7 separate regions of the Homo sapiens genome follow, and all the other regions are linked to region 3. Evidence: chromatin contacts called from ENCODE Hi-C or POLR2A ChIA-PET data. All regions are on one chromosome and are shown on one strand. The core of a region is the stretch at or near the end of the contact, and the rest is flanking DNA. Distances in the headings are between cores, read along the strand shown.

Evidence for each region. A loop is a pair of places that touch in the nucleus more often than their neighbours do. ChIA-PET counts read pairs that join two places held with the same protein, here RNA polymerase II (POLR2A). Pooled maps may share reads with other maps.
Region 1: a loop to region 3 is called in a map of CD8-positive, alpha-beta T cell, with 4 times the contacts of the local background. The contact joins the promoter of WHR1 here to the promoter of TCF19 in region 3. A Hi-C loop is called at or near these places in 3 of 168 maps with a recorded cell type or tissue (CD4-positive, alpha-beta T cell, CD8-positive, alpha-beta T cell and HL-60/S4) and 5 of 50 pooled maps.
Region 2: a pooled map shows a loop between it and region 3 (11-fold over the local background). The contact joins the promoter of ATF6B here to the promoter of TCF19 in region 3. A Hi-C loop is called at or near these places in 6 of 50 pooled maps. POLR2A ChIA-PET finds 5 or more read pairs at or near these places in 2 of 52 experiments (PC-9 and naive thymus-derived CD4-positive, alpha-beta T cell).
Region 4: a loop to region 3 is called in a map with no recorded cell type, with 12 times the contacts of the local background. The contact joins the promoter of EHMT2 here to the promoter of TCF19 in region 3. A Hi-C loop is called at or near these places in 1 of 37 single-sample maps with no recorded cell type and 5 of 50 pooled maps. POLR2A ChIA-PET finds 5 or more read pairs at or near these places in 2 of 52 experiments (B cell and GM12878).
Region 5: a loop to region 3 is called in a pooled map, with 13 times the contacts of the local background. The contact joins the promoter of PRR3 here to the promoter of TCF19 in region 3. A Hi-C loop is called at or near these places in 1 of 37 single-sample maps with no recorded cell type and 13 of 50 pooled maps. POLR2A ChIA-PET finds 5 or more read pairs at or near these places in 2 of 52 experiments (Caco-2 and GM12878).
Region 6: a pooled map shows a loop between it and region 3 (9-fold over the local background). The contact joins the promoter of TRIM26 here to the promoter of TCF19 in region 3. A Hi-C loop is called at or near these places in 1 of 37 single-sample maps with no recorded cell type and 7 of 50 pooled maps. POLR2A ChIA-PET finds 5 or more read pairs at or near these places in 1 of 52 experiments (activated naive CD4-positive, alpha-beta T cell).
Region 7: a map of naive thymus-derived CD4-positive, alpha-beta T cell shows a loop between it and region 3 (7-fold over the local background). The contact joins the promoter of NEU1 here to the promoter of TCF19 in region 3. A Hi-C loop is called at or near these places in 1 of 168 maps with a recorded cell type or tissue (naive thymus-derived CD4-positive, alpha-beta T cell) and 8 of 50 pooled maps. POLR2A ChIA-PET finds 5 or more read pairs at or near these places in 1 of 52 experiments (WTC11).

What each region holds. Positions count from the first base shown.
Region 1 is chr6:31,970,092-31,973,867 of GRCh38, reverse strand. It overlaps WHR1 (winged helix repair factor 1), which reads right to left and starts at 1,505. Exons shown (of 7, transcript NM_004197.2): 1 at 1,357-1,505; 2 at 1,111-1,247. The coding sequence starts at 1,456. DXO (decapping exoribonuclease) reads left to right here and starts at 1,730. Exons shown (of 7, transcript NM_005510.4): 1 at 1,730-1,939; 2 at 2,187-2,548; 3 at 2,721-2,956; 4 at 3,043-3,262; 5 at 3,390-3,525; 6 at 3,665-3,759. The coding sequence starts at 2,193. RefSeq lists an enhancer at 1,233-1,943.
Region 2 is chr6:32,126,162-32,129,720 of GRCh38, reverse strand. It overlaps ATF6B (activating transcription factor 6 beta), which reads left to right and starts at 1,475. Exons shown (of 18, transcript NM_004381.5): 1 at 1,475-1,604; 2 at 1,971-2,050; 3 at 2,201-2,279; 4 at 2,527-2,618; 5 at 3,469-3,559. The coding sequence starts at 1,514. It overlaps FKBPL (FKBP prolyl isomerase like), which reads left to right. Exons shown (of 2, transcript NM_022110.4): 2 at 1-1,014. The coding sequence ends at 990.
Region 3 is chr6:31,157,272-31,161,125 of GRCh38, reverse strand. TCF19 (transcription factor 19) reads right to left here and starts at 2,537. Exons shown (of 4, transcript NM_007109.3): 1 at 2,404-2,537; 2 at 1,419-2,229. The coding sequence starts at 1,656. It overlaps CCHCR1 (coiled-coil alpha-helical rod protein 1), which reads left to right and starts at 3,324. Exons shown (of 18, transcript NM_001105564.2): 1 at 3,324-3,741. The coding sequence starts at 3,526. RefSeq lists a silencer at 1,675-1,858 and enhancers at 3,082-3,582, 3,583-3,854.
Region 4 is chr6:31,896,175-31,899,917 of GRCh38, reverse strand. EHMT2 (euchromatic histone lysine methyltransferase 2) reads left to right here and starts at 2,220. Exons shown (of 28, transcript NM_006709.5): 1 at 2,220-2,282; 2 at 2,929-2,995; 3 at 3,094-3,312; 4 at 3,402-3,655. The coding sequence starts at 2,241. It overlaps ZBTB12 (zinc finger and BTB domain containing 12), which reads left to right. Exons shown (of 2, transcript NM_181842.3): 2 at 1-305. It also overlaps a transcript of C2 not described here. RefSeq lists enhancers at 1,703-2,297, 2,381-3,077.
Region 5 is chr6:30,555,207-30,558,698 of GRCh38, reverse strand. PRR3 (proline rich 3) reads right to left here and starts at 1,404. Exons shown (of 4, transcript NM_025263.4): 1 at 1,249-1,404; 2 at 487-549. The coding sequence starts at 1,354. It overlaps GNL1 (G protein nucleolar 1 (putative)), which reads left to right and starts at 2,210. Exons shown (of 12, transcript NM_005275.5): 1 at 2,210-2,568; 2 at 2,979-3,144. The coding sequence starts at 2,496. RefSeq lists enhancers at 1,237-1,801, 1,802-2,366, 2,367-2,932.
Region 6 is chr6:30,210,859-30,214,882 of GRCh38, reverse strand. It overlaps TRIM26 (tripartite motif containing 26), which reads left to right and starts at 1,477. Exons shown (of 10, transcript NM_003449.5): 1 at 1,477-1,578. RefSeq lists a silencer at 617-799 and an enhancer at 258-1,146.
Region 7 is chr6:31,860,961-31,864,577 of GRCh38, reverse strand. It overlaps NEU1 (neuraminidase 1), which reads left to right and starts at 1,757. Exons shown (of 6, transcript NM_000434.4): 1 at 1,757-1,960; 2 at 2,387-2,579; 3 at 3,128-3,390. The coding sequence starts at 1,802. SLC44A4 (solute carrier family 44 member 4) reads left to right here. Exons shown (of 21, transcript NM_025257.3): 21 at 830-1,386. The coding sequence ends at 951. RefSeq lists enhancers at 1-326, 327-950, 951-1,576.

The sequences.
Region 1 (3,776 bases), core at 256-2,755, 810 kb before region 3:
AGAGTCCCAAATCCCGCCCCAAGAGAGCGTAATTCATTAACCTTGGATGAGTCCCAGGAACCTGTATTTTTTTTAACAAGCAGCCCACGTAATTTTGACACAGGCATAATAACTCAGCTCATATATTCAGTAACACTGCCTTAAATGATGGTGTTTCCCAGCATTGTGGATTTGACCCTATTAACTTCCACTCTAAACCTGGAGTCCTTAACCACGGACCTCGCAGGATTAGTAAAATATTTCCCCCCTAACTATACATACACCCTATGTATATGTGGCAAACGTGCATTTTTCTGGAGAGAGATAGCCATAGCTTTTATCACCTTCTAAAGATTACAAAAAGGTTAGAAATCACTCCTCTACCCACTCTTCCTACTGGATCTCACCACATCACAGAATTAACCACTTGCTATTCACACCTCCATGACTTGTAATTCTATTATCACTGGCCCAGAATTCTCTCCAACTCTCATATCCAACTGTCTAATACCTTTGTCTTTGGATGCTCCACATGCACCATCAACTCAACTTGTATAAAATTAAACACATTATCTGTAGTCCAACAACTAAATGTGCTCCTAATACCACCAGCCACGCAGTCATCTGGAAAGTCTGAGTTGTCCTGGACTCCTCCCTCTTCCTCACTCTCCTCTCCCTCCCTACTGCACTGACCTAATTTAGGCCTTCACCACTTCTCAGATGCAGTATCTTCTTAGCTGACCTCCCTGCCTCATCCACTATCTCCAATACACCATTCCCTCTCTCTATGATATTCTCTACCAGCCCATCGCCTCAGTGTAAGATGGAAACAACACTGATGTACAAGGCCTGTCATGATCTGACGTCTGACTGCACTCCCAGCGCTGTATGTTCGAACCATGCCCCATGACTCGGTTTCCCCAAAAGCCTCGTTCTTCTACCTCCATGATTTGAAATGCCCTGTACTACCTGCGGGACTTTTAACAGGGTCTCTGTGGCACCCCAGTGCCTGGCACAGTGCCCTCGCCTGAAAGGCCTAATGCTTGCTGAACGGCTGGCGGAGTGACTGAGTGACAGGGAATTCCAGGAGTTAGGAAAGGGGCTTCCGGCGGTCGCACCGACGCCCCTCACCAGCTGCCGGTCGGCCACGGTCCTGTCAGGCACAAGGCTGTACACCTGGCTCCTCAGCACGATGGGCGGCAGCGCGTCCTCAAACAGGCCTCGCGGGAACAGCTGCATGAGTTCTGAGACAGCCGCGCGCGCCGACCCTGGGCAGATAAATCGGCTCACGGACAGGGAACTGGGGCGGGGACGCGGTTCTAACAAAACTCTCGGCTACCGGAAGCGAGGCCCCACCCCCGGGGTTGCCATGGTTACCTGGCTCACCCCGAAGAGGATCCGACTCCACAGGCCCTCGCTTCCGCCGCCTCTTAACTCCAAAGGTCTCCGGGATCAGGTGATGCCTCTTCCAGCTCATATCCCGGGATTTTATGGTACCGGGGAAGGGGTAGGAATGGAGGGAAGAGAACCTGAAAATAGGGTCTTCCGGCGCAGAGCAGTGACGTACGGTCTCCCCGGGCGTCCCTCCTAGACCAGGTGATGACGAAAGGAGCGTCAACTTGTCGTCCCTCAGGCCCGTCAGTGCTGGGAGGGGCGGTGGCGACGCACATACCAGCATCACCTCCGCCAGGCCGGGCCCCACGCCGGCCGCGGATTGGCTCCCTCCAAGGGCACGCACGCCCGGGGACTCGTTGGCGGCGTGGAGGGGCGCCGGTGGCCACGTTGGTGTCAACCTCCTTCGTGAAGCTCACACCTCCCCCGCCCCGGGAGGGGTTTGCCCGCCACTGTCGCTGAATGATTGCATCATCGAAAGCAGAAAACCACTTTTGCATCCTTCGGCCTCTGGCGTGCCTGCCATGACGTCATAGCTCTGCGGAGGTGGAAGTTGGGGAGCTTTGAGGTAACTGGATTCTTGATCTGAGCGCAGACGTCCTTCCTAACCTCACTGCATTTGGAGGACCTGGAGGGAGGGTGGGTGAAGGGCAAGGAAAGAGGCAGGATGAGAGCTTGGCCGCGGTGGCGTCTGAGGGGCCTGAATGTTTCAAGGCCAGAGCCTGGCGATCAGGTGGCTCGCTTAGTCCTAAACCAGTCATCCTTCTCCAGGCCTCCTCTGTAGAATGGAAACTCTGTACCCCTGCTTGTCTTAGGACCTCATGGATCCCAGGGGGACCAAGAGAGGAGCTGAGAAGACAGAGGTAGCTGAGCCTCGGAACAAACTACCTCGTCCAGCACCTTCTCTGCCCACAGACCCTGCCCTCTACTCTGGGCCCTTTCCTTTCTACCGGCGCCCTTCGGAACTGGGCTGCTTCTCCCTGGATGCTCAACGCCAGTACCATGGAGATGCCCGAGCCCTGCGCTACTATAGCCCACCCCCCACTAACGGTCCAGGCCCCAACTTTGACCTCAGAGACGGATACCCGGATCGATACCAGCCCCGGGACGAGGAGGTCCAGGAAAGGCTGGACCACCTGCTGTGCTGGCTCCTGGAACACCGAGGCCGGTTGGAGGGGTGAGCAAAGCGTGGTAGGCAGTATATCTGGAGACCCGTACCTACCCTCTAAAATTAGGAGAGCCAAAGCCGGGGTGAGAATCAGTCCTTAGAAGAAACAAGACTATTCTTCGAGGGGAGCATCTCACTAATGCTTGTGTCAGACCTTCAGCCTGTAACTCCTGCCTCTCAGGGGTCCAGGCTGGCTGGCAGAGGCCATAGTGACGTGGCGGGGGCACCTGACAAAACTGCTGACGACACCGTATGAGCGGCAGGAGGGCTGGCAGCTGGCAGCCTCCCGGTTCCAGGGAACACTATACCTGAGTGAAGTGGAGACACCGAACGCTCGGGCCCAGAGGCTTGCTCGGCCACCGCTCCTCCGGGAGCTTATGTACATGGGATACAAATTTGAGCAGTACATGTGTGCAGGTGAGTTGCCCCTGCTTCATAGCCCCCTTCCCCTTCCCAGAGGTTGAGAGCCCCCCACGCCTGCTGCTGCTTCTCTCCTTGTGCAGACAAACCTGGAAGCTCCCCAGACCCCTCTGGGGAGGTTAACACCAACGTGGCCTTCTGCTCTGTGCTACGCAGCCGCCTGGGAAGCCACCCTCTGCTCTTCTCAGGGGAGGTAGACTGCACAGACCCCCAAGCCCCATCCACACAGCCCCCAACCTGCTATGTGGAGCTCAAGACCTCCAAGGAGATGCACAGCCCTGGCCAATGGAGGAGTTTCTACAGGTTCAGGATCGGGGTGGGCAGGGCGAGAGCTTAGGCTTGAAGGCTGGGAAAGGGACTTGGGGAGGAGGGTGAAGGCAGAATGGAGGGTGCACGAGGGGTCCCACTGATCCCTTGCTTTTCCTGTCAGACACAAGCTCCTGAAATGGTGGGCTCAGTCATTCCTCCCAGGGGTCCCGAATGTTGTTGCTGGCTTCCGTAACCCAGACGGTTTTGTCTCTTCCCTCAAGACCTTTCCTACCATGAAGATGTTTGAATATGTCAGGGTAAGGGAACGATGTTGCAGCTCCCACCCGTATCCCCAAACACCAAGACCACAGGTCTAGCATCCAGGGCAACAGCCTGCCTTCTCTCCTCCCACCACCCCCACTGCCCATCTTCTGCCTCCTCCTCTGCCTGCTCCAGAATGACCGTGACGGCTGGAATCCCTCTGTGTGCATGAACTTCTGTGCCGCCTTCCTTAGCTTTGCCCAGAGCACGGTTGTCCAGGATGACCCCAGGTGAGGCATTCAGCTCT
Region 2 (3,559 bases), core at 226-2,725, 970 kb before region 3:
TGGGAAAAGAACCTTCGGGAGAACCTTGATTCAGTTATTCAGATTAGGCAGCAGCCCCGAGACCCTCCTACCGAAACGCTTGAGCTGGAAGTAAGCCCAGATCCAGCCAGCCAAATTCTAGAGCATACTCAAGGAGCTGAAAAACTGGTTGCTGAACTTGAAGGAGACTCTCATAAGTCTCATGGATCAACCAGTCAGATGCCAGAGGCCCTTCAAGCTTCTGATCTCTGGTACTGCCCCGATGGGAGCTTTGTCAAGAAGATCGTAATCCGTGGCCATGGCTTGGACAAACCCAAACTAGGCTCCTGCTGCCGGGTACTGGCTTTGGGGTTTCCTTTCGGATCAGGGCCGCCAGAGGGCTGGACAGAGCTAACTATGGGCGTAGGGCCATGGAGGGAGGAAACTTGGGGGGAGCTCATAGAGAAATGCTTGGAGTCCATGTGTCAAGGTGAGGAAGCAGAGCTTCAGCTGCCTGGGCACTCTGGACCTCCTGTCAGGCTCACACTGGCATCCTTCACTCAAGGCCGAGACTCCTGGGAGCTGGAGACTAGCGAGAAGGAAGCCCTGGCCAGGGAAGAACGTGCAAGGGGCACAGAACTATTTCGAGCTGGGAACCCTGAAGGAGCTGCCCGATGCTATGGACGGGCTCTTCGGCTGCTCCTGACTTTACCCCCACCTGGCCCTCCAGAACGAACTGTCCTTCATGCCAATCTGGCTGCCTGTCAGTTGTTGCTAGGGCAGCCTCAGTTGGCAGCCCAGAGCTGTGACCGGGTGTTGGAGCGGGAGCCTGGCCATTTAAAGGCCTTATACCGAAGGGGGGTTGCCCAGGCTGCCCTTGGGAACCTGGAAAAAGCAACTGCTGACCTCAAGAAGGTGCTGGCGATAGATCCCAAAAACCGGGCAGCCCAGGAGGAACTGGGGAAGGTGGTCATTCAGGGGAAGAACCAGGATGCAGGGCTGGCTCAGGGTCTGCGCAAGATGTTTGGCTGATTAAAAGTTAAACCTTAAAAGAGACAGGAACTTGTGAATTGTGGTCTGTGCTGTGAGATTTGGGGGTGGGGGGCCAGAGGGAAGGTTTCAGCCCATATCCCATTCTCAGCTTTTGGCTTCCTAGGGGAGGTAGCAGTGGTCACAGTGCGCCCCTTTTGAGGGGCTTATCTATCTCCGAGGACACATAGAAGCTGTCTAAACTAAACTTAGTAGTGGCTGGGGGAGATGGTGGACCTTAATACTGGGTACTACATCTCCCAGGCGCTTTATCACTGGAGCCTGTTTGGCGCATGCGCTTGGCGGTATGGCACTGTCTGGAAGTTACTTCCTGCTGCTGTGCTCCCATTGGGCCCGCCTACACAGTCATCCGCATCTGTTGATTCACGTGCTCAGCACCCAGGTCTCTTACTGGTCGGTAGAGCTTCCGGGACGCCCCCTTTTTTGAAAGAGTCAACTGATTAGTTGGTGATGGGGAGAGGCGGGCCTTGGGAACCGTCTCCTGGTTGGGGGGTGGGGGGGAAAGATGGCGGAGCTGATGCTGCTCAGCGAGATTGCTGACCCGACGCGTTTCTTCACCGACAACCTGCTTAGCCCGGAGGACTGGGGTCTGCAGAGTGAGGCACCGGGGAGGGGAGAGGGCTGTGGCAAACTGTCCCTGAGGCACGCGGGAAAGAAGCGGGGGCCTAAAGAGGAAGTCTGGGCAAATACGGAATCCGCCATCTGAAGGAGAGCGGAGCAGGGGGCTCGTTGTGCATTAAGGGGGATACAAAAGTCAGGGAAGAACTCTGCTCCCTGCTGGAACGTCGAGTTGTTCCGGGGTCGGGGAAGGAGGGGCTGAAGCGCCCTGGTTGTATCACTTTTCAAGTGGGCGGGCGGTGGGTCTGGCCGAGCGGAGCCAATGAGGGATGGGGCGGGGGCTTGTGTGCGATCTGTAGGCTGGGGCCACCGAACGACCCCCCGACGCTCAGCATTTCTTGCAGACAGCACCTTGTATTCTGGCCTAGATGAAGTGGCCGAGGAGCAGACGCAGCTCTTCCGTTGCCCGGAGCAGGATGTCCCGGTATTGTGTCCCCAGCCTTTCTCTAACCCTTGGTGGGTGGAAAGTGAGCCCAGAACCTGGACCCATTCACAGGCCATAACTCATCTGGAGTCACCCCTACTTTCTCATCCTTTCTCACACTCCTGCCCTCTTGTATCCTCCCTTATTTAGTTTGACGGCAGCTCCCTGGACGTGGGGATGGATGTCAGCCCCTCTGAGCCCCCATGGGAACTCCTGCCGATCTTCCCAGGTAAGGTAGTCTTTGTCGTTCCCTCAGATTTCCAGAAACCCTCATCTTCCCACTGTTTCCCAGAAACTACGTAGCTTCCTATATCCTCACGCTTCTACATAAGTGCCTATCCTCTCTCCTTCAATCCCCTATTTTTGTTTCTTCTCCCTTGCTGCGGTACAGGAATCCCCACCGACATGTCCTTGGGTACTTTTTGGACTCTTCTTAAGCTCTGCTTCCTGATAATTTCTAACTCCCTTTCCTCCAGATCTTCAGGTGAAGTCTGAGCCATCTTCCCCCTGCTCTTCCTCCTCCCTCAGCTCCGAGTCATCGCGTCTCTCCACAGAGCCATCCAGCGAGGTGAGAGAGCCATATCCCTCTTACTCTCTGTGACGGGGACTCTGCTTCATTCCCTTCACCCGTGGGTGACAAAGAAATGATTTAAATGATTTGTGTGCTATGAGTCATGAGGTGTGTGAGGTGTGGGGGGCCTTCTCCACTACCTTTGCCGTTTCCTTAATATCTTCATTTTCCACATCCCCTTTGGTTATCTAGCAGTGAAGATTTTTTTGTTTGTTTGTTTTTTGTTTTTTGCTTTTTTTTGAGATAGGGCCTCCCTCTGTCACCCAAACTACAGTGTAGTGACAGGGTCACAGCTCACTGTAGCCTTGACCTCCTGAGCTCAGGTGATCCTCCTGCCTCAGCCTCCTGAGTAGTTGGGACCACAGACACATGCCACCATGTCTGGCTAATTTTTTTTATTGTTTGTAAAAATGGGGTCTTCCTATGTTGCCCAGAGTGGACTTAAACTCCTGGGCTCAAGTGATCCTCCCACCTTGGCATCCCAAAGTGCTTGGATTACAGGTATAAGCCACCACGCCTGATCTTGGGTCTTTTTAATATAAAGAGTTATGTGGGGCTGGGAAGAAGAGAGTTATTGACTGCTGAGAATTCTGGAACTGTTCTTGCCCAAGTTGTCCACTCTGAGGCCATATTTGAAGTCATGAGACTTCATCAATTCTCCCAGAAATAAAGTAGAAAGAATGAACAGGTTAGAAAGATGGTCAGTACCATTCAGACCAGAATGTCAAATAATTGATGGCTTGTAAGCCCTAAACTTCTAAAGCTTTTGTTCTCGCTCTTACTGTCAACATCTCCCTTGTTTTTTGCCCTTCTTTCTGCCCCCTGCCCCACACCAACTCTCACCCAGGCTCTTGGGGTAGGGGAGGTGCTCCATGTGAAGACAGAGTCCTTGGCACCCCCACTGTGTCTCCTGGGAGATGACCCAACATCCTCATTTG
Region 3 (3,854 bases), core at 1,288-3,787:
CTGGAGTGCAGTAGTGCAATCTCAGCTCACTGCACTCCGCCTCCCAGGTTCAAGCAATTCTCCTGCCTCAGCCTCCTGAGTAGCTGGGATTACAGGCATGTGCCACCACGTCTGGCTAATTTTTTTATTTTTAGCAGAGACAGGGTTTTACCATGTTGGCCAGGCTGGTCTCATACTCCTGACCTCCTGATCTGCCCGCCTCAGCCTCCCAAAGTGCTGGGATTACAGGCGTGAGCCACCGTGCCCCGCCCTAAGGTCCAGTTTTCAAACATGCTCACTCTCCCCCAGCTCCAGCTCGTTCAGATCCTAGCTCTACCACTTACCAGTTATGTGACCCTGGGCAAGCTTTTTGTTTGTTTGTTTGTTTGAGATGGAGTCTCGCTCTGTCGCCCAAGCTGGAGTGCAGTGGTGCGATCTCAGCTCACTGCAACCTCCGCCTCCCGGGTTCAAGTGATTCTGCTGCTTCAGCCTCCTGAGTAGCTGGGGTTACAGGTGCACGCCACCACACCTGGCTAATTTTTGTATTTTTTTTTCAGCACAGATGGGGTTTCAACATGTTGGTCAGGATGGTCTCGAACTCCTGACCTCGTGATCTGCCCATCTCGGCCTCCCAAAGTGCTGGGATTACAGGCGTGAGCCACCGTGCCCAGGCTTTTTTAAAAAAATTAATTAATTTTTTGGTAGAGACAGGTTTTCACCATGTTGCCCAGGCTGGTCTCGAACTCCTGAGCTCAAGTGATCCACCCTGCCTTAGCCTCCCAAAGTGCTGGATTATAGGTGTAAACCACCATGCCCAGCCCTGGACAAGTTCCTTAACCTCTTTGTGCCTCATTTTCCTTTACTGTAAATGAGGATAATATTAGTACCACCTACATTCAATACACTTAAAATAGGGCCTGGCTCATAACAGTAAGCACTAGATGAATGTTGGCTACTATAGTCTAATAACCATAACACTCCTACAGCTGACTTTACCAAGAGGCAGTGGCAAAACTCAAATGTGAATCTAGGCTTTCTGAGGCTAACTGCCTCAAGTCACGGAGAAAGACATGCCCAGATTATTAAAAACATTATTCAACATAGAACTGCCCTAACCCAGGAACAGAGTGCCTCAGCAAAGCTGGAAACTGAATCAAGTCTAAACTTGGCCTCTAGTGGCCTCAGAACATCCCCACTGTGATATCTTTCTGATGATATCCCAGGTCCTGTATGAGCTAAACGGGACCAAAAAGGGTCAGTCTGGCAGAGAGCTTCTGACTGTGCACACTTCTGGTGGGAAGATGAAGGTCTGGACCACGACCATCCATCCAATCTGATGGGAGTATGGGAGGCAGGCAGCAGGGTCTTGTGGAGACCTTACTCATTCCAGCCTGGCGCTTCAACCACCCAGGGGCAAAGCTGCCCTGCTTAATGCTCACCTTGGCTGCTGTGGTCTTCCAGGCTGACCCTCCAGTCATCACCCCGGGGCTCGGCATGCAGTTCGGCGTGGATCCCAGAGATGAGGCCAGGCTCCTGCTGGGGCCGCAGGGCCACATCACACAGGTCGGCCCTGTGGCCCAAGCGATAGGTGCAGCCAGCCCCGGCGGGGGGGTGGAAGGTGTAGAGATCACCGCCCCTGCCGCCCCCTATGCGCAGCAGTTGGAAGCAGGGCAGCATGGGCGGTGCCCCCTCTGCACCACCTCTTCCACTTCAGGCATCCATTTCCTTTCCCACTCCTGGGCCACGCACCGCTGGCTTAAGTTCGCTTCCCAGTCTGATGCAAACTTGAGTTGTGCTGTATGCGGTTTCAACTTTGAGCACACTACCTGAATAGCCCAAATTCAGAGTGCAAGCAGCCTAGGACTCAATGCAAAATTGGTTAAGCCGACTTGCAAATGAAAAATTCCAGGAAGGTCTCCGTGCAATGCAAACTCAGGAACACGTCCTATGGCACCTCACTTGAGCTGGATCCTCAGATCGCAAAATATTTGGGGAGCCTCCAATCTGCAAGGCAAGGATACTTTAGGCAGCTCCTGTGTGTGTCGGGGTGGCGGGGCGCGGGGAAGGAGGTCCTGTTATACACACGTCTACGTGCAATACGAACACATCACCTCTGTGTAATTCGGAGAAGAGTAGCTTCTTCCTGTCAAACTTGCTTATCCTAATAGAGCACTCCTGCTTGCCTGCGCCCCGATCTTCTGGCCAATCCCTCACTCATAACTGGTTGAACCTCCGAGGGCAATGAATCCACTGTCATCCCCCAAAAGAAAGTGCAAACGAGTCCTTAAGTACTCCAACAAATTGGACCTAAACCCCTACTTCCCGGCTTCTCTAGGTGGGATAAAAACAGGAAGGAGCTCCCCGCGATCATGCAAGGCATACCCGGCCTTTTCCCACTCCGCCCCAGCCCCGTTTCGGATCTACCCGCGCGGCGCAGTCTCCGAGTAGCCTCCTCTTCAAGCAGTGCCAGCCTGTGCGGCGGATCCCGGGACCCCTTGGGCTCCTCGGCAGGAGCCGACGTTGCTGCATCTGTTTGACAGCCAAGAAGCCGGGGCCAGGAGGGGCGCGGCCTCTGCGCGCGGGCAGCGCCTACCCCTCCTTCGGAATTCCCGGGCCCGAACTTCGCGCCGAGCGAGCCCGCCCCCGTGCCGTTCCCGATTGGCCAGCTCATGTGTTCTCTTCCGCGCCATTGGACAGCGCCCCAAGATCTCCCGCCTTCCACTTTTTCTGATTAGTTCACAAGTTTTCCCGGGTTGCCGCAGTGAGGAGGAGCCGCCTGGGCGCGGAGATGCTCCGACGCATTTAGTGGGCCCAAATTTAGACGCCACTGCGCCTGCGTACACCTTTCCCCCTCCTCCCAACAGAGTGAAATAGGACTTTAGGGCGCCCGCCTTGCGCAGGCGCGGTCAGGGGCAGAGGCGGGGCCGGGAGCGAGGCGTAGGGGGTGTGGCCAAAGCGCAGTAGGGGGCTCTCGCGGTTGGTAAGGGACGTTCGGGAAGAGTCGGTTGGGGGCGGGAAGGGGCTGAGCGGGGGTCCTGGGAGGGTTCAAGGGGTCCAAAGGGGAAGGGGGTACAGGGGCCAGGTGAAGGGACAGATGAAGAGATCAGAACAGCCTTAGAGCTCACGGGCTAACTGGGTGAAGCCTCGGGTATCTAGGGGAGCAGTGGTGGGAGAGTAGAGCCGGCTAGCGTACAGGGGGCGAGGGCAGGCTATTGAGAGATGGGGGTGAGGGTCAGGACCAGAATAATTCCTTCAGAAAAAGGTAGATTAGGTTGTAAAAAGGGACGGGAGTAGGGATCCCAGATTCGGGTAAAAAATAGATTAATGAGGGTGGGAGGGTGGGAGGAAGATCTTAAAGTGCCCACTATGTGTTAGGACTCGAGAAAGAGGAGGCGGGCAGCAGGCATGGAAGCTAAGGGGATAGTAGAGAGAAGCTGAGAGAACAGCCGCAGGAAAGATTTGAATAAGATGTCAGGACGCTGGCTTTTCTGCCTGGGGATCTAGGCGGCCTGGATTCCCAAGGTCTTGGGGAGGGTCTAGCCCTGCATGTGGCCACATTCAGCTGGGGCCAGGCCTTGGGCCAGCACTTTAACAGGGAAGGACCCAAGAGTCATGGCCTGCTGGTGTCTGGATGGGCTTCCCTCAGGCCTTGCTGAGCCATGGAGAGAACTCTGGAGATGGCGCTCAAGACCCCTGCACTGTGTACCTCCTTTCTCACCTCTGGCCAGGAGCAGCAGGGACCATAGAAACTTAAGGAGGAGGGTAGAGGCACTGCCCAGAATCCTGAAAGTATGAGTAAAGCCTCAGAGCCCCTCTCAGTCTGTCTCTTTCAGTAAATTCTCTCCACTTGATAGTTGCTTGGGTTCCATGAGGAA
Region 4 (3,743 bases), core at 971-3,470, 740 kb before region 3:
GCGTGGAGGCCAGGAGGCTGGGGCCCCTGGGCTGCGTGGAAAAAGGGCTCTTTGGCCCAGGAGAATTGGGGGGTGGGGGGTCTGGGGCAGAAAGGTAAGAGTGGGAGGCTGAGCAGATGCACACATCCTGAGAGAGGGAAGATGATTCCTTGGAGAGACTTGCTCTTGAGAGTGCAAGAATCTGGAGCTGGGAAAAGGGTTCTTGGAGGCCAGGGGAATACGGGGTCCCAGAGAAAGATTTCCTTCTCTTAGAAGTGCATGTATATGTGGAGGGAGGGAAAAGGGTCCTATAGAATGAGGGAAGACAAAAATGTTTTATTCCTGGCTAAGGCTGCCCAGGGGAAGGTTCTGACATTTCTCGAGATAAGAAGGGTTGGGGGGTGGGTGGGAACAGGGAGGGAATTTGGCAGGAGGACATGCTCCTGCTTAGAATAGACCTGGGGTGAGGGAGTGGTAAGGGGAAAAGATTACTGAGTCCCAGAAAAGGAAGTGGGAGACAGTTCTTGCATGCTGGGGAAATGAGACTGCGAGTATGAGGCTTGCTGAAATTTGAGGGAGAACAAAGTAAGACGCCAGGTAAGAGAACGTGGGGTGCGCATCCTGGGTAGATATTGGGAAGTGGGGGTACAATAGCAAGAAACAATGGATAGTCATGGGGGTGGGGGGGATAGGGCACTTAGAAAAGAAAGAACACAAGAAGGGCTGTTGGGAGGGAGGGAGAGGAGTAGAGACATACAGTATTTTTTAAGAAAAAACATATTTTTTAGGATTTTTTCTGGAGTTTGGGGTTTTAGTTTTTCTGCTTTTGTTTTCCACAAAATAAAAAACAAAAAAAAACTTTTTTTTTTCCTTTACACTCTGGCAACTGCGTGTACATGACTATCCTGCCCTAGACAGCCTCTCCCTGTGATGCTGCGTTCTTAATACCTAGAGGTCACAACTCTGCATATCCCTTGCCTGAAGGAGCCCAGCCCTAAACATGGGAGAGGAGTGTGACAAGTGAGCTCCTCTGGTCAGGGACTCCCCCAAGTCCCCACCCCCAGCCCTCCACCAGTTCTGCAATCTCAACACTTAGCCAGGTACCTCACAGTACAAGTGATTGGCAGTCGTGGGGATGCACATGAACTCTATTTGAGGGACTTAGGATCAGTGCTAGGGATGAGCTACAGGTGGCCAACCTGCCCACGGAAATTGTAAGCAGGAGTCTGTTTGGTCATATTTTGTCTGGGGTAAATAGGTCATGTCTTCAGGAAAGCTAAAAAAAAAAAAAAAAAGCTAAGTTTGGATTAAGGTGCAGGGAAAACTACAATTCCCAGAAAGCTCTGGAATAGTTAACCAAAGAGAACTACAGTTCCCAGAAGGCCTTTAATTGGCCTCAGGTGCCCCACCTGCCTGTGTCAAATACTGCGTGTGAAATCATACAGATCTTTTCCAAACTCGACCAAAACGTAATACCTAAAGGGATGGTACCCTAAATACAGCTATCGAGATTGTCTATCTTGGTGTATATCATTTATACTTAAATTGTCCGCTGGGCTATGACCCACGGAGTACCTGACTGTGCTTATGAAGTGTTCGGCAAAAAAGGTTTACTTACTGCAGTGTCACCAGTCAGTAATGACGTTCGGGCCGCTGGGCTTACCTGGATCCCTAGTGCGTGTGAAGGTGTAACACGCCTGATATAAACAGAAGAGACATTTAGCCACAGGTTTTCAGAAGGGCACGCTGCTCCAGGGGACATGAAGCAGCATGCTAGAACCAGCCAAGAATAAAGGTGTCCTCCGCGTCCCTATCGCCCCTTCGTGCTCGTTAGAAAGAGCAAAAAGGCGAGGCCAAAACTGAGGCCAAGCCTTCTATCTGGTAACCCAAAAACTAGAAAGGCAGAAAAGCAACCAGAGGCGGGAAAAGCCCAACCAGGCCAGAGGAAATACAGCCGCTGCCGAGAGCCGAGAAGTTCAGAAGCTCCGCTTGTTACCTAAAACCAGATGGGGACAGAGACGCCACACCTGGGCCCAGGCGTGTCTCGCCCTCGGTCCCTGCAGAACTGAGGCCAGGAATGACAGGAATTCTCCCTTGCAGCTCCCAGCTTAGGACAGTCACAGCCATCTCCGAGGCCGCTCTCAGGGGAAAATGGCCAAAAAGCATGTAGCGGCTCCTTTAAGGCTCCTCCTCGCCCTCCCTCCCTCGCCCACGTGACCCGGGGCGGCCGCGCGCCGGCTCGGCCCCCAGCGCAAGCGGCGATGGCGGCGGCGGCGGGAGCTGCAGCGGCGGCGGCCGCCGAGGTGCGGAAGGGGAGGGGGAGAGGCGGGTGCATGCCCGCGCGCGCGCCCGGGGGAAGCGCGCGCCCGTGCAATGCTCCGGGGGTGCAACGGGGCCGGGGGGCCCGGGCGGGACTTGCAGCAATCCAGGGGGCCAGCACCGGGGGCGGATGAGGGGACCAGGGTGTGGGAGGTGGGGGGAGTGGGCACGGAGGCGCGCGTGCAGCCGCCGGCTGCCCCTGAGTGGGCGACGGGCGCCGGGGCCCCAGGAGCACGCGTGAGGGGCACGAGGGGCCGTCCACCGGGCTGGGGGGCAGCGGGTGCTGGAGGGGTTGGTGCCCGGGGTCCCCGCGGCCTGGGGGACAAAGGGGGAGCGGCGCGTGCAGCCGGGAGGAGGGGGCGGGGCCGGGGCGCGGAGGCCCCGCCCCCTCCCCCTCCTCTTCTCTCGGCCCCAGAGATGCGGGGTCTACCGAGAGGGAGGGGGTTGATGCGGGCCCGGGGGAGGGGTCGTGCGGCCCCTCCGGGCAGCCGAGGCCGCGGAAGGGGGGGGCCCCACAGAGGAAGAGGTAGGCCCCGGAGCCTACTCTCTCTTCCCAGGGCCCAGGCATCCTGGACCCCCCAACTCTCTACTGGGCTGACCAGCCCTCCTGTCCCTTGTCTCCCCTCCCAGGGGGAGGCCCCCGCTGAGATGGGGGCGCTGCTGCTGGAGAAGGAAACCAGAGGAGCCACCGAGAGAGGTGAGTGCAGCTAAAACGGGCCCCAATTGGACCGTCACCTTCCCTAAACACAGGATCTCCTGAGCCCTTAGCTCTGAACTTTTTCTCTTCCTCTACAGTTCATGGCTCTTTGGGGGACACCCCTCGTAGTGAAGAAACCCTGCCCAAGGCCACCCCCGACTCCCTGGAGCCTGCTGGCCCCTCATCTCCAGCCTCTGTCACTGTCACTGTTGGTGATGAGGGGGCTGACACCCCTGTAGGGGCTACACCACTCATTGGGGATGAATCTGAGAATCTTGAGGGAGATGGGGACCTCCGTGGGGGCCGGATCCTGCTGGGTGAGAGGCTGGGTAGCCTGGGGGGTTGGTGGGAAATTTCTGACTCTTGCCTTCTTTCTTATCTTGCCTTTTGCTTGCCTGTTTTCTAGGCCATGCCACAAAGTCATTCCCCTCTTCCCCCAGCAAGGGGGGTTCCTGTCCTAGCCGGGCCAAGATGTCAATGACAGGGGCGGGAAAATCACCTCCATCTGTCCAGAGTTTGGCTATGAGGCTACTGAGTATGCCAGGAGCCCAGGGAGCTGCAGCAGCAGGGTCTGAACCCCCTCCAGCCACCACGAGCCCAGAGGGACAGCCCAAGGTCCACCGAGCCCGCAAAACCATGTCCAAACCAGGAAATGGACAGGTGAGTGGGATGGGAGAGATGGGATAATCAACCATAAACCTTTGGTGAGCTCTTTTACAGTTTCACTTAAGGCTTCTACTCCATTTAC
Region 5 (3,492 bases), core at 155-2,654, 600 kb after region 3:
GTAGCTTTATAGTAAGTCTTTTTTTCTTCTTGTATTTAGAGACAGGATCTCACTATGTTGCCCAGAGTGGCCTCAAAAACTCCTGGGCTCAAAGGATCCTCGCACCTCAGCCTCCTGAGTAACTGGGACTACAGGCGTGTGCCACCATGCCCAGCTTACAAATCTTGATATTCATAGTAAGCCCTCCCACTTCAAGATTGTCTTGATAGTCGCCTTGATATTTTGCATTTCCCTATAATAATGTGTATTTCCACAAAAACATTATGGGTGTTCTGACTTGGAATGCATGAAATCTGTTTATCAATTTGGGAAGAAGTGACATTTTTACAACATTGAGTTTTTAAATCAGCAAATATACAACTTCTCTCCATTCATTTAGGGATGGAATCCCTGATCTTTTATTTTTAAGTCCTTCCTGGGTTTTATCCCCTCCCTTGCTGTCTTCTCTACGACCTAATACAAGGATCAGGGCCCCTTCCTCCTCACCTGACTTAGGGTCGCCAGGTTTTCCATTGGCCATGGGGGGAGGGCCCAGAAGGCTGGGTGGTCCTAAGAGCAGACATGAAAATATGGTCATCAGAATGGATTAAAGGACTGATGATTCTGTTCTTAGGTGTTTTTCTTGTATTACTTATTTCTTAATTCAACCAGTAAAGTCAGGTATATTTTCAGCAGTCTTGGGAGTTCTCACCCCATCTATCTGCCCTTTTTTCTGCAAAGCTGTTTCAGGGTTTGCAAAAAGTAGATATTCAATCAAAGGGGATAATGCAGGAAAAGATACTGACAACTTTTTTTCTTCACCGTACCGTCGCTATCCAAAACAACCTAAGTGTCTCCAGACATGAACCAATCCCTCACCTTAACTGCTGGCCAGAGGACTAGTTTAGAGAAAGCTGCACCTGTACCTTTTCAGTCAAAGTCTGGATACAAACTGTCATCCCAGTCATCGCAATCTGCAACATCTCTACTACCCCTTTCCCCTACTGTTCTGCGGCTGCGCAAAAGAGCTCTTTATTCTCTCCACCCCCGCCTTCTCCAGAAAGGTCTGGGGCCGTATTGAGGTTGATGGTTCCAGTAAGAGAACTCCTGGTTCAAGGCTCCATTTGGGAGAGCCCCACTTCCATCCCTCCCCAGCGCGTGCGCCCTTCCTCCTTCCGTTACAGCCCCCTCCTTCGCACCTTATTAGCCCCTAGCCCCTTGCCCGGACGGGCTTGACAGGCATGTGCACATCCCTCCCAGACCCCTCACCGATGGGACTCCCATCCTCCTCATCTCCAGTCTCTTCCCGCTCGGGCAGCGGGGGCTGCTGCTGTGTCGGTGGCTGGTGATGATTCTGCTTCTTTCGTTTCGGCATCGTGTCTGCGGCAATGGCTGCAGCGGGATTTGGAGGGTAGTGAGGAAGGGGCACGCGGGGATTCTGTTTCCGCTTCCGGGGGGTCGGTGGGCAGCAATGCTGAGGCTCCCGCCATTCCACTTCCGGAAGGTTGCGGAGAACATCTGCGGCGGCCGCATTCCGGAGCCAACTGCCTCCCTCCGTCTCTGCCAGGCATGGCGGCAACCTCACACCTTCCCTTTGCTGCGTTTCTATAAATGCTTTGAAAAAATTACTCTTTTCTTCCCTCGCTGGAAAACACCACAACCAGCTCCTCAGAGTGTGTCACAGAGTCAACAGGCTCTCGGGCCAGAGGGCCTGAGAAGAGGACTGTCGCACCGTAAGATCGCCACATCCGGTCCTCGGTTACTATGGTAACAGCTGCAGGCACAACTTCGTGCCCTTTGACCTCCCCCCAAAAGTCCTTGTCCCGCTTGGGTTTCCCTTCTCGCCCGCTTTTGCACTTATGATCTGTAAACCTGCTCCTTATCATCGTTCCCACAAGGAATTTGGGTCCCAACAGGTCGGCACCCAGGACTCTCAGACCGCCGCCCTCCCCTAAAGACCTCTGACCGTGCCCCCGGTGTAGTCCAGCAACCTGGACGCAGTCTCGGCTTTCCACTAAGGTCAAGCCCGGGGCTTTGTAGTATAGCCTCAGCGTGTCCACGCCCCCTCTCCCCTAGGTAGTAGGCCCCGCCCTCCGCTCCGCCGCCCCCTCCAGGTGAGTGGTAGGTTCTCCCGGGAGCGCAAGGTAGTGATGACACGCGCCCCCCCTCCTCCGAACGCGAGTTGGTAGCGTCCGTGACGGAGTTAGCCTGGTCCTCCCACGCGCGCCTCCTTCCTCGCCGCCGGGGCGCCCTCTCGGTGCCACTGGCTCTCACGTGCCAGTAGCCCACCCCGCATCATCCTCTCGCCTCGCTCCTGGAGGGAAGTGACTATATCTCCCCCGTCCGCCTTCCATCGCCGCCGCGGCGGTAATTCTGTCGGGCCCGCCCGCTGACGTCACCTGCTAGCCCCGCCTCCTCTAGGGTCCCGGGCCCCTGCGGCGGGGGCTGCCCCGGGGGGCAGTCAGTTGAGGCGGCGGGAGCTCGGCGGAGGGCGGGCCAGGTGACTGGTCCGGGCCATGCCGAGGAAGAAGCCATTCAGCGTGAAGCAGAAGAAGAAGCAGTTGCAGGACAAACGGGAGCGGAAGAGAGGTCAGTGCGGGAGCGGGAGGAGGGGGCGGGGCTCGGGCTTCCGCACATCTGGAAGGAGGGGTGTGCCCGCTGCACCTCTGGGGATCGTGGGAGGGGGTCGTGGGACCGCGTCAACCCTCGCGGCCTATCGCGGAGGGGATCCCCCACCCCCCCTACATCTGGAAGGGGTGGGGAAGGATGGAGAGTTGGGGGAGGGGAATCCCTCCAGCTAGCACGGGGCGCCGTCCCCACTGCTCCCTGAAGGAGTGACTCCCCCCACGCACATCCGGGAGGGTCCCAAATAGGGTGTCTGGGAGGACTGAACATCGGAAGAAGTTGAGTGGGATGAAAGGGAGTCAGGCCGATGGGGGAGAGGGTCTTATGGCCCCTGAGAGCTGGCCAGCACTGGCGTCACCGGCCCCTCCCCGCAGGGCTTCAAGATGGGCTGCGCTCCAGTTCCAACAGCCGCAGCGGGAGCCGGGAGCGGCGAGAGGAACAGACCGACACCTCGGACGGGGAGTCTGTGACCCATCATATCCGCAGGCTTAACCAGCAGCCTTCTCAGGGGCTGGGTCCACGAGGCTACGACCCAAATCGGTGAGGGTGGGAGGGGGCGCTGGTCCCGGCTTTCCCGCCTACCCGGAAGTCAGAGCTTTGGGGGAAAGCGGGCTGCTACTGGTGAAGACGGTGGGCCTGGGATGCCACAGTTCTCCGCTAGCCACTCGGCTCCCCACAGCGGGCCACAGTCTTCCTTTCCAGAGGGGCTGGAGAGAGTTGGGCTTTTAGAAGGAGAAGGCTGAGTATTGCCTGAAAGAAGGACTTGGGGGAAGTCTGACTTGAGAGAGGAGACTTGAACGACTCTGGAGAGAATGGTTTGCGAAGTTGATTGTACAAGAGGGGAGAAAATAGGAGTTTGTGGCCACAGGATTGCTCTGGATGTCTCGG
Region 6 (4,024 bases), core at 228-2,727, 950 kb after region 3:
CATGTTAAACACACTTTCTTCCCACACCACCAACTAAAAAAGCAGGTATCAAGAGGGTCTAGGTAGGTGCTGAGACCACCTCCAGAGCACAGGCCCGCCAGAGTTGTGCTCAGCAGGTGAGGTCTACACTCCTCTCAGCCCGGAGGGGCAGCGTGAGTTATACTGCTGGACAAAGGGGAAAAAGACAAAATGCTGGGCTGGGGTAGAAGGGAAGGACGCGGGTGTTAAATGTGGGCGTGGTTTCTTCTGAATGTCCCACCCACTCCACTATACATTGCTTAAATGCAGTGCAAATTTCCCTACCCCCAGCGGAGGAGGGGTGAAGATTCAGCAGGTTTTAGGGTCTAGGACCCTGAGCTCCTCCATTCATGAATACCCAAACAACTGTAGCCCACCCTCTCACCACTGCCTAGGCGGACGACCAGTGTCCCCAGCTAGATCTCTACCCTTAGGAGCAGGGCACTGGCTGACCCGGAGAACCTGCGCCGCCTCTTCTCAGCCTGCTGCCAGCCCAGTGCACGAGCTGAATGCCGCTGCCGCCTGGCTGGCCGGGAAAGACGGGGATCTTGACGCGGCGGCGCCTGGGACACGGCAACCGCAGCACAGGGCATGGCCCTGCGGCTGGACCGGACGCGGCGGCTGCAGGCAGAGCAGGAAGAGAGCGCAGGCTGGGCAGCGGCGTACGCTTCGGCGACGTCAGCTTCCGGGGCCGTGGACGGGGGCGCGCCCGAGCCTCCTGGAAACCTCCCCACCAAGGACCTGGGGAACCCAAGTCTCGGCCCGCTTTGTAGCCTCTGGTTTCTAAATTCAGCGTCGAGGAGCGAAAACAACCCCCCTGAACTGGGCCCAGACCCTTAAGCTCCTGGAACCTCAGTTTTTCCTTCCGTCGAATGGCGACAATGGCTGTCTGGTTGAACGTTATTTTACCTAGGAAGTAATAATTTTCGTAAATAGGTCTCTGAGAGTATTTGCTTGCTAAAATCCTGCTTTGTCCTGGAAGCAAATTTAGGCCACGTTAGGGGCGGGGACTTCGTATTTGATGTTGAGCACCTGGCGAGCGCCACCTTCGCCTCAAAGCGCCCTCGGACCCTGATCCAGCATAAGGCCAGAGTTGGGCAGTGAGGGGTCTCGAGAGGTGGAAAGGGGATTATTGCCCTCTCAAGAGTCCTACGTAGGTGACTCCTAAGCCTTAGCATTTACTCCCTTAGACCGTGTAACAGGCCACCCCAATTACGCGCCAAACTCAGGCTGCGGCTCTTGGCGCAGCCTCGGTCCCGCCTGATTTCAGTTTCCATTTCGCTGCCCCTGGTGCCCCACCGCCCGCGGCTGTCTGGGGATTTGCCCGGTGATCAGTGACGTAAAAGAGACTAAGGTTCCCATTGGATGGCGAAGTTCGGCAGGAGCCAATCCCGGGGCTGGTCCGGGAGAAATCTCGGCGAAGGGCCCCGAATAGCCGGGAGATTACGGGGCGGGGACGAGCTGTCGCGCTGGTTGCTCGTGCAGGAGCGGGACCCGGAACAGACCGCCGTGAGAGAGGAGGGGTGCCGGCCGGGATTCGCGGCCCGGAGCTCGGGACCGGTGAGTAGGGGGTGCACATGAGACATACAGCGAAGCAACAGTCTCGTACGCTCACCGGGTTTGGGGCGACCCAACGCAGCCGCCGGGCCCGGGTTCAAAACGGGGCCAGGCCCCCGGGCGGGCTCAGGAGGGGGTCAAGTTCGCTGCGTCCTCCCTGCCAGCCAGATCCCTCCTGTTTGCTTGTCCTTACATTCTCCCCCTCCTCTTGGGTCTTTCTCGCTTTCTGGTATCCTACTCAGACTCCCATCCATTCTAGTCTGCGGAACCAGAAGTAAGCGGGGCCTGGATGACCGTCCGGTTGCTTGGAGCCTGGTAGATAGGCGACTAATCCAGCTCCCTGACCAAAGTGTCATGCTTTCTTTCTCTTTCTTTTTTTTTTTTTTTTTTTTGTTCGGAGTAAACCGGTTTAGCCACAAATACTTGGAGCTGTGCTTTCACTCCTTCCAGCTCATTAGCATTTTTCTTACTGATTTTCTCCCTATTTGGCCTTAGAAAAAAAGTGTAAATTTAACTCTGTGGAGTAAATGGGAGGGACACACTTCCAAATCTCCAGTAGATTTCAAATTTTGACCCACGATTTGTGTGTACTTCAAAAGAGGGGAGAATGACATTCGTTTATGCATGCCTTAACCTCCTGTTTTTAACTCTTAGCTGAAATCATAATCCCTAACATGTTTTTCCCCAAGTTCAAAAAAATCACCTTTAAAAAAAATAGGCTTTTTATGTTTCAAAAATTGCAATTTTATTGTTTAAGTAGACTTTATTTCTTACAACACTTTTAGATTTACAGAAGAATTGAGAAGATAGTACAAACTTCCCACATGCTCCAAACCGGATCCCCTGTTATTAACATCTTACCTCAGTGTGGTACATTTGTTGCAGTTAACCAATATCAATACATTATTATTGACCAAAGTCCATAGTGTGTTCAGATTTCCTTAGTTTTTACCTCAGTACTTTTTCTGTTTCATGATCCCATGGAGGTTACCACATTACATTTAGTTGTCATGTCTCCTTATGCTCCTCTTGGCTGTGGGAGTTTCTCAGACTTGTTTTGATGACCTTGACAGCATTGAAGAATACTGGTCGTGTATGTTGTAGGATGCCCCTCTATTGGAATTTGATGTTTTTCTCCTAAGACTGGGCTTATGGGTAACTGGGAGGAAGACCACAGAGGTAGATTGCCATTATCATCCCATCGTATCAAGGGCATGTACTAACATGATTTATGACTTAATATTGATTTGGGTGAGATAGTGTTTTTCAGGTTTCTCCACTGTACAGTTAGTCTCTTTTCCACTCTTTGCGTGTATTGTCCTCTTTAGAAGGAAGTCACTAAGTGCAGCCCATACCTAGGGAGCCAAGAGTTATATTCCCCCTTCTTGAGGGCAAGTATCTACATATTATTGTTTGCAGTTATTCTGCATGGAAGATTTGTTTCTCTCTTCCCCCAATTTATTAATTTATTCAATCATTAATTTCAGTGTAGACTCAGGGACATTTATTTTATACTTTGGTTTATAATCCAATACTACTTAATTTTGTTGCTCAAATTACTGTGGCTTTGGCTGTTGGGAGCTCTTTTCACATTGGCTCCTGTGCTCTTTCATAGTATTTTTATAGAGCTTTTTGCTAATGAGACACTCGTACTTATGTGACCTTGCCTCAACCTCAAATAGCCTGGTAAACTTGGCAAAATATTTTCCCCTTGTTAAGAGGTAAGGAGACTGAAGGCCTAAGGCAGTGGGTGACTTCTTAGATATCACTTCCTGCAGGGGAGTAACAGGTTGGACTCAGATTGTGTGTGACCACCACAGAAGACACTGCAAACCCCCGAAGAGAGTCCATGGTCTGTATTGAGGCTTCTTGGAATGACTTCAGACTTGGACCCCCCCAGGATCAGAATAGAAAAGACACAGAGAATGGGAAATTGGTTTGAGAAGACAAAAACATAAATTGGCTGGCATCAGGATGAATTAGATTTTGCCAGCTTTATAGAAATGGAATTTTGTTCTTCCCCCCAAAATTGTGTGTGTGTGGAGGGAGGCCAAGAGATATCTAGGTAATGTGTGTGGGCAAGAATGTCTAATCTAAAGAGAGCCCTGGAAGCCTGCTGCTGAAGCAGAATTTTAATGTGGGAAAGGGGGGTGTGTAGTGAAAGGGGGAAGAATGGAGATGGCAGGGCTCTGGAATTAGAGGAGGTCATTCATTTCACAAACATTTGCAGACCCCCTACTTTGTGCCAGATATTGGAGATAAAAAGGTCAGTGAGGCATGACCTTTGGGTTCACATTCTGGTGGGAGAGAAGACAGATAAAAATATCAATTACAGCCACTTATCCATAGCTTAGTTTTCCGTGGTTTCCGTTACCCATGGTCAACCTCAGCCCAAAGACAGTAAACAGAAAATTCCAGAAGTAAACAATTCATAAGTTTTAGATGTGCA
Region 7 (3,617 bases), core at 508-3,007, 700 kb before region 3:
AGATTTGGTGCTTCTAGAAACAATGCCTTTGTGAGCTAAACGAACCAGAGGGAGCTTCTTGTGACATCCTGAGGCCAGGCGTTTAGGGAAGAAGGAAGAGAGTGAGCCCCCAGGCCGGTAGGCTCTCCAAAGAAGGAGCATTCTGATGGAGAGGTCTCTGCTATCTTCCCTAAGAAATCTCGGGTAGAAGTTAGCCATTAGAGGCCAGGCATGGTGGCTCACGCCTGTCATGCCAGCACTTTGGGGGACCGAGGTGGGCAGATCACCCTGAGGTCAGGAGTTCGAGACCAGCCTGGCCCACATGGTGAAACCCCTCTCTACTAAAAATACAAAAAATTAGCTGGGCGCGGTGGCGGGCGCCTGTAATCCCAGCCACTTGGGAGGCTGAAGCAGGAGAATCGCTTGAACTCAGGAGGCGGAGGTTGCAGCGAGCCGAGATTGCGCTACTGCACTTCAGCTTGGGCGACAGCAAGACTCCGTCTCAAAACAAAGAAAAAAGATTAAAAAAAAAAAAGAGCCATTAGAGAGACTTCCCAGCAGGTGGCTGTAGCGGCAGGGGATTTTCTTACTCTACAGCATGCATCCATTCAGGGTTTGCCAGTCTCCTCCTAAGCGACTGACATGCATTTTTTCCGCTAATTCTTATCATCGCTCTATGCAACATAATATTCCCGACCCCACTTCACAGGAGGAAACTGAGATTACATAACCTGCCCGGGGGTAAGGGTGGTGGTGCAGCTTGGATTCCAAATCCCGCAGGCAGCTTGCCTCCCAGTCCCCGATTTCCTGGCCCCAGGGTCCGCTCTAACCGGTCTCTGTTGCGGCTCAGTGGAAGACCTGGAGCGGAACAACGGCTCCCTGGACCGGCCCTACTACATGTCCAAGAGCCTTCTAAAGATTCTGGGCAAGAAGAACGAGGCGCCCCCGGACAACAAGAAGAGGAAGAAGTGACAGCTCCGGCCCTGATCCAGGACTGCACCCCACCCCCACCGTCCAGCCATCCAACCTCACTTCGCCTTACAGGTCTCCATTTTGTGGTAAAAAAAGGTTTTAGGCCAGGCGCCGTGGCTCACGCCTGTAATCCAACACTTTGAGAGGCTGAGGCGGGCGGATCACCTGAGTCAGGAGTTCGAGACCAGCCTGGCCAACATGGTGAAACCTCCGTCTCTATTAAAAATACAAAAATTAGCCGAGAGTGGTGGCATGCACCTGTCATCCCAGCTACTCGGGAGGCTGAGGCAGGAGAATCGCTTGAACCCGGGAGGCAGAGGTTGCAGTGAGCCGAGATCGCGCCACTGCACTCCAACCTGGGTGACAGACTCTGTCTCCAAAACAAAACAAACAAACAAAAAGATTTTATTAAAGATATTTTGTTAACTCAGTAAATCTGTGACTCATTCTCTCCACGACGACAGGCGGCCTTTTTTTTTCCGCGCCCGGCTCTTTAAAATCGGCCCCGCCCCTGTGACGTGTCCTGGTGCCGCGGCCAATCAAAAAGCCCAATAAGGATGGTGCCAGTCCCTTCTTCACCCCAGCCAGTCCGCTTCCCGTTCGGGTCACGCGCTCCGGGCCTCCAAGAGGGCCTCCAAGAGGGCCAATCGGAAGGGCAAGCTTCGAGATGCTGCGTGATCACGTGGGAGGAGATGAGCTACTTGAAGACCAATTAGAGTCCGGGAAGCGCGGCGGGGCCTCCAGACCGGGGCGGGCTTAAGGGTGACATCTGCGCTTTAAAGGGTCCGGGTCAGCTGACTCCCGACTCTGTGGAGTCTAGCTGCCAGGGTCGCGGCAGCTGCGGGGAGAGATGACTGGGGAGCGACCCAGCACGGCGCTCCCGGACAGACGCTGGGGGCCGCGGATTCTGGGCTTCTGGGGAGGCTGTAGGGTTTGGGTGTTTGCCGCGATCTTCCTGCTGCTGTCTCTGGCAGCCTCCTGGTCCAAGGCTGAGAACGACTTCGGTCTGGTGAGTCACCCTTTGCATAGCCCCATCCCCGACCCGCGCAGGTGATCGACACCTAGTGTCCCCCGGAACGCGGGCGGCTGAGCCGACTTTCCGCGACAGGACCCTTTTCTTTCTCCCAGACCCCGTTTCCTCCTACCGCTCCCAGCCCCTCTCCCTCTCCGGGTCCCCGTCCTTCTCCTCATTCGAGCCCCTTCCTCTTTTGGGGTCCCCTTCCCTCCCTGAAGGCGCCTTCTCCTTTCGTAGACCCTCCCCTGCTCCGAGCCTCCAGCTTCGCTCCAAACTCCCCTTCGTGTTCCTCTTTCTTGTTCTGGGACCCCATCCCCTACTCGGGATCCCCATTAGATCCTCCCTCTCCCATCGGAACGTGGGTTCCTAAAACCCCCAAGACAAGTTTGTCTTTGTTGACCCTTCCTCCTCCCATGACAGGTGCAGCCGCTGGTGACCATGGAGCAACTGCTGTGGGTGAGCGGGAGACAGATCGGCTCAGTGGACACCTTCCGCATCCCGCTCATCACAGCCACTCCGCGGGGCACTCTTCTCGCCTTTGCTGAGGCGAGGAAAATGTCCTCATCCGATGAGGGGGCCAAGTTCATCGCCCTGCGGAGGTCCATGGACCAGGGTATAAAGATGTCTGGGTGAAAGAGCCGGTGCTAGGTTGGATGGGTGGGCAGCCCAATGAGCCCAAGGGCCCTGAGGATAGGGGAACTTAGAGGGTTGGTTGCCTGAGTCCCTGAGGGGTAGAGGGAACCCGAGAAGGGCAAGTGTCTAGGACAGTGATCTGGAAATTGGGATCACCAAGGAGTTGGACATTCACTTAGCAAACATTTATTGGGTACTATATACCTATACCAGGCACTATTTTAGGTTTCATGAATATAGCCACGAACAAAACAGATCAAAAATCTCTGCCCTCAGGATTTAAATTGTACTGGAAGGAGACAGACAAGCATAATAAACAAGTAAACTTTTTTGTCTGTTGCAAGGTGATAAATGCAATGGAGAAAAATAAAACAGGACAAGAGGTATAGATAGTGCAAGTGTTGGATTGCACCCTGGGACCATCGGAAGGCCTGAGGTCCCTAGCAGAAGGTGGGAAATTAACGGGAAGTGGTAGAAAGGGTACCTGCAGAGTGCTCACTCTGGGTTTCTTCCTCCAATTTTTTTCAGGCAGCACATGGTCTCCTACAGCGTTCATTGTCAATGATGGGGATGTCCCCGATGGGCTGAACCTTGGGGCAGTAGTGAGCGATGTTGAGACAGGAGTAGTATTTCTTTTCTACTCCCTTTGTGCTCACAAGGCCGGCTGCCAGGTGGCCTCTACCATGTTGGTATGGAGCAAGGATGATGGTGTTTCCTGGAGCACACCCCGGAATCTCTCCCTGGATATTGGCACTGAAGTGTTTGCCCCTGGACCGGGCTCTGGTATTCAGGTCTCTGTCCTAGGAGATAGGTGGAGGGGGCTGCCTTGTGGAGAGTCTGAGGGATACCCCCAAATGGACTCCTTTCCAAGGGGAAGATTCTCTGAAGTCAGATTTTCTGGCTTGGGTGGGATTCCTTGAAAGACAGGGCATCCTGGTAGGAACACATTATCAGGAGAAGAGGGAACTCTGCCATTGGCTTCCCATTTGGCATTGTCAACAGGACTGCGTTAGTCCAT